Linked DNA regions of Homo sapiens: region 2 is linked to region 1. A link is a contact called in ENCODE Hi-C data. All regions are on one chromosome and are shown on one strand. The core of a region is the stretch at or near the end of the contact, and the rest is flanking DNA. Distances in the headings are between cores, read along the strand shown. Region 1 overlaps SUPT3H (SPT3 homolog, SAGA and STAGA complex component). Region 2 overlaps SUPT3H (SPT3 homolog, SAGA and STAGA complex component).

Region 1 (2,700 bases), core at 200-2,699:
CACGTAACCAAAAACCACCTGTTCCTCAAACACTATTGGGAAAAAAATTGAAATGTCAATATACTTGGAAAGAGTCCTATTAATAATATAAACATCAAATTACTTCTGATTTTTGATAAGCAGAGTAAGTAAAATGATGAGCTCATTATTAAAAAAAAGAAAATATGAAAAAAGCAAACTCATGCTGAGTATGTCATGCTCCAGTAAGGAAACAATGCCACCAGTGTGGGAAAAATTCTCGAGGAAAAATAGGCTTTTATAACTGGATAGCATTTGAGTTAAGATTAGAAACAAAACAAACAAAATTAAATTATTTATTCCTCTAAATGGAACGTTCTTAATCATCTTAATGCTAAAGTTTCCTTTCTTGTAATTGGCTGAGTTGTTTTCACGAATCAGAAATGAGCAAGTCCATCAATAGAAATCTGTCACAGAGACTGATCTAAGCTAGAAGCATGAGTTAACATAAAACAAAAGGAAGAAAATTTTTTTCCTGAGAATGCCAAGATTTAGTCACTAAGAAAAGGAGAAAATGATAGTCTTTACCAAGTATGACTATCACGAAGATACAAGAATAATCATAACAATCAAAAATGCTTTGCTTCAGATGTAGTAAACGTAAATTCCTAAATACTTAAGAAAAAGCAGAAATGTCTACACATTTGGAAAATTAATGTCTTTTTTTTTTTTCTTGAGACAGAGTCTCACTCTGTTGCCCAGGCTGGAGTGCAGTGGCGCAATCTTGGCTCACTGCAATCTCTGCCTCCAGGGCTCGAGAGATTCTCCTGCCTCAGCGTCCCGAATAGCTGGGAATACAGGTGACCACAACCATGCCTGGCTAATTTTTTGTATTTTTAGTAGAGACGGGGTTTCACCATGTTGGCTAGGCTGGTTTCAAACTCCTGACCTCAAGTGATCTGCCCGCTTCAGCCTCCCAAAGTGCTAGGATTACAGGCATGAGGCACTGCGCCCGGCCATATTTTGAATTCTTATCTGAAAAGTCTACTTACCTAAACTAAAAATATTTTTTAAAAACAGAAATAATCTTTAAAATAATTGTGGGTGTGAAAATCTTTGAATTATAAAGTCTTGCAGGGACTTTTCTCTTGAAGAAGGCTTGGCTATACTTAGATTCAGTATAGGTATTTCAAGTAGCCTGAACACAATGGCTGTCCCTTGAGCTTCTAAGAATGCAGAAGAGCAAAATCCTCTGCAATCATAAGTGCAAAACCTGTAATTATGGTTATTTAACAAAATGGTTTCTGTTAAGATATTTGATGATGAAATTTCCACTCTCTTAGATGTCAGTGCCCACATTTTATTCAGGCTTTACTCATGAGTAAATGTATTATAACTGTTATTTGATTAAATGTCAGTGGCCACCAGGCCTAGTTCATAAGCAAGAAGCTTAAAGAAGGCAAGCCACAGAGGGTGTGGAATGATTACAAAGAAAGATGATGAAAGGAGAATTGTTTTTGCAACTTGGTGATGTGAGGCAGTGTTTCACCTTAAATAAAGTAACCACAAAAGCTTTAAAGAAGCAAAGGACTATTTTGGCAGCAAGAGGAAGGGAAGATCAGTAAAATGGGTAAAGTCAAGTAAGGAAGAATCACAGCATAGAACAGCAGTATTTTAAAGTTTTATGTATACTGCCTTATTTACATGTTTATCCACTCAACAGCTGTGTCAGGGAGAAAGATAAGCTATTATTACATTTCCATTTATAGAAGAAACTGAAACTTACTGATTCTCTGGATTTTTTAAAAATACTTTTTAAAAAAAATTTTTGAACTAATTTTAGATTTGCAGAAAAACTTCAAAAATAGTACAGAGAGTTCCTGTATACTCTTCACCCCACCTTGCCACCCTACATGCATCTTATCTGATCTCACAAGCTAAACTGGGTCAGGTTTGTTTAGTACTTGGATGAGAGTTTTGTGGTTTTTCACCAAGGTAAAATATATTGCTAGAAAGAGTTTAAGATTCCTATTCCAAAATCAGTGCTCTTTCTACTATACTACTGACTTCTACACAAAACTCCTTATTCAGATATAAAATTTTCTATCTGATCAAGTAAAATTATGCAGTTCACTTGACATTACTACTACATGTTACAACTTTAGAGATGTATAAAATTTGCAATAATCTAAAAAATTCTACGTGAAATGCTCTGTAGTGGCCCTGATAAGAAACTGGTTTTGTTTTATAGAATTGAAACCCTCAGATTGCGCTACATGCAGTTTTCATAAGATCTAGAAATGTATTCTAAAATGAATACATTGCTTAATGAAATATAAGTGGACGAATGTCATGGAATTATCATAGTGCCTACTGAATATTCAGACTACATTTTCTGAGTCATTTTACTCGGTGGTAGTAGTAAATATTACATATTCCACTAACTTGATGTTATGCATGCTGCAAATCCTTTGATTCTGATTCTAGTCACTATGAAGGGAAGATTATTTCTAAAGTAAATTCCATAGGAATATTGCTATATTATATATTTTCATAAAGAAGATTCTGTCAATGACAGCTACCATTTCTTAAACACCCATGTGCTGAACTGAGCCAGGTATATTACATATGTTATCACAAATCCTTCCCAACACTTCTAAGATGCAGGTCCAGATAAAGGAATCTGAGACTCAGAAACATGTAGTAATTTGTCCAGGTTAGTAACATACCTTGGATAAAGAA
Region 2 (2,700 bases), core at 109-2,608, 330 kb after region 1:
AACCTAATAGATTGAAATTATAAAAAGAAACAAATTCCAAAGCCGAAAAACACGATGAAATGAAATTAAAACTTTAACTGAGTATCAACAATATCAGAACTGATCAAGCAGAAGATCTGTGATCTTAAGGACAAGTTAGTTAAAAATATATAGTCAAAAGAGAAAAAAAAAACTATGTAACTGAAGAAAGCTTATAAAATATATGAGACAGCATCAAAACAGCAAATATTTCGGTCATAGGAGTTCAAGAAGAAGAAAGAGAAAAAGTGATAGAAATCTTATTTAAATAAATAGCAGAAAATGTCCCAAATCTGAAGAAGATATAAATATCAACATATAGGCAGGGAAAAAAATCTCCCATCAGAGTTAATCCAAACAAGAATAGACGAAGGTATATTATAACCAAACTGTCAGAAATCAAACATAAAGAAAAGATCCTGAAACCAACAAGAGAAAAGAAAGAAATCACATATAACAGAGTTCAAATAAGGCTAACAGCAGTTTTCTCGGTAGACACCTTACAGACCAGGAGAGAATGGGATGATATAGTCAAAGTGATGAAAAGGATGGGGAGAAAATGTCCACCAAGAATAGTGTACCAGATTGTGAATGTTAGCTTCTGATCAACTGCAGGAACAAACCAGCAATCCTGAGAGGACCCACAGAACCTCTGAAGAAAGCGGACTGCTCCTGCAGTACCTGGGAGACACCTCAAATACTCTGGGAAGTGGAAAGCCTCTGGTAAGTTTTCAAGCGTGCCCTCCACCTGGAAACAGACTTGGGGCTGTTGTGGGCAGCACGGTGGGAATGAGACCAGCCTTTCAGTTCGCTTGGGAGCTAAGTGAGGCCTGTGATTGCCGCTTTTCCTCACATCCCTGACAACCTGCATGACTCGGCAGAGGCAGCCATAATCCTCCTAGGTATACAATTCCAGTGACCTGGGAATCTCACCCCATCCCCCACAGTAGCCACAGCAAGACGGCCCAAGTAGAGTCTGAATTCAGACACACCTAGCCCCATCCCCACCTGACAGGATTTCCCTAGGAAACCTGGTAGCCAAAGACAAAGGACATACAATCCTGGGAGTTCTAGGGCCCCACCCACTGCTGATCCCTCTCCACACTACTACAGCTGATGCTTTCTAGAAAGCACCACCTCCTGGCAGGAAGTCAACCAGCACAAAAATAGAGCATTAAACCACCAAAGCTAAGAACCCTCACAGAGTCCGTTGCACCCTCCACCACCTCCACCAGAACAGGCACTGGTATCCACTGCTGAGAGACCCATAGACGGTTCACATCAGAAGGACTGTGCACAGAAACCCTCAGCACCAGCCAGGAGCTGGGTAGACTCACTGGGTGGCTAGACCCAGAAGAGAGAAAACAATCAGGCAGTTTGGCTCACAGGAAGCCATAACCACAGGAAAAGGGGGCGAGTACTACATCAAGGGAACCCCCTGTGGGACAAAAAAATCTGAACAACAGCCTTCAACCCTAGACCTTCCCTCTGACAGAGCCTACCCAAATAGGAAAGAACCAGGAAATCAACCCTGGTAATATGACAAAACAGGGTTCATCAACACCCCCATAAAATCACACTAGTTCACCAGCAATGGATCCAAACCAAGAAGAAATCCCTCACTTACCTGAAAAAGAATTCAGGAAGTTAGTTATTAAGCTAAACAGGGAGGGACCAGAGAAAGGCGAAGCCCAATGCAAGGAAATCCAAAAAGTGATATAAGAAGTGAAGGGATCAATATTCAACAAAATAGATAGCATAAAGAAAATACAATCAAAAATTCAGGAAACTTTGGACACACTTTTAGAAATGCAAAATGCTCTGGAAAGTCTCAGCAATAGAACAGAACAAGTAGAAGAAATTGAGAGCTCAAAGACAAGGTCTTCGAACTAACCCAATCCAACAAAGAAAAAGAAAACAGAATAATATGAACAAACCCTCCAAGAAGTTTGGGATTATGTTAAACAACCAAACCTAAGAATACTCTGTGGAGAATGCACAATTACTAACAGACCTAAGAATAATCAGTGTTCCTGAGGAAGAAGACAATTCTAAAAGCTTAGAAAACATATCTGGGGGAATAATCAAGGAAAACTTCCCCAGCCTTGCTAGAGACCTAGACATCCAAATACAAGAAGCACAAAAAAACACCTGGGAAATTCATCACAAAAAGATCAATGTCTAGGCACACTGTCGTCAGGTTATCCAAAGTTAAGACAAAGGAAAGTATCATAAAAGCTGTTAGACAAAAGTACCAGGTAACCTATAAAGGAAAACCTATCAGATTAACAGCAGATTTCTGAGCAGAAACCCTACAAGCTAGAAGGGATTGGGGCCCTATCTTCAACCTCCTCAAACAAAACAATCTTCAGCCAAGAATTTTGTATCCAGCGAAACTAAACATCATATATGAAGGAAAGATACAGTCATTTTCAGACAAATGCTGAGAGAATTCACCATTACCAAGCAACCACTAAAAGAACTGCTAAAAGGAGCTCTAAATCTTGAAACAAATCCTGGAAACACATCAAAACAGAATCTCTTTAAAGCATAAAGCACACACGACCTATAAAACAAAAATACAAGTTAAAAAGCAAAAACAAAAAAAACAAAGTATAAAGGTAACAAAGAACATGATGAATGCAAGGGTACCTCACATTTCAATACTAACATGGAATGTAA

The links. A loop is a pair of places that touch in the nucleus more often than their neighbours do. Pooled maps may share reads with other maps.
Region 2: a map of naive thymus-derived CD4-positive, alpha-beta T cell shows a loop between it and region 1 (3-fold over the local background). The contact joins two enhancer-like sites. A Hi-C loop is called at or near these places in 1 of 168 maps with a recorded cell type or tissue (naive thymus-derived CD4-positive, alpha-beta T cell) and 4 of 50 pooled maps.

What each region holds. Positions count from the first base shown.
Region 1 is chr6:44,975,687-44,978,386 of GRCh38, forward strand. All of the region lies in intron 6 of SUPT3H (SPT3 homolog, SAGA and STAGA complex component), which reads right to left. Among named protein-coding and RNA genes, the nearest start is that of MIR586, 220 kb to the right of the region's middle. Within about 2 kb of position 1,450, at least 3 of the 41 ENCODE cell types and tissues checked have a DNase peak (open chromatin) inside an H3K27ac peak, as active enhancers do.
Region 2 is chr6:45,309,298-45,311,997 of GRCh38, forward strand. The region is part of intron 2 of SUPT3H (SPT3 homolog, SAGA and STAGA complex component); the gene reads right to left. Among named protein-coding and RNA genes, the nearest start is that of RUNX2, 18 kb to the right of the region's middle. Within about 2 kb of position 1,359, at least 3 of the 41 ENCODE cell types and tissues checked have a DNase peak (open chromatin) inside an H3K27ac peak, as active enhancers do.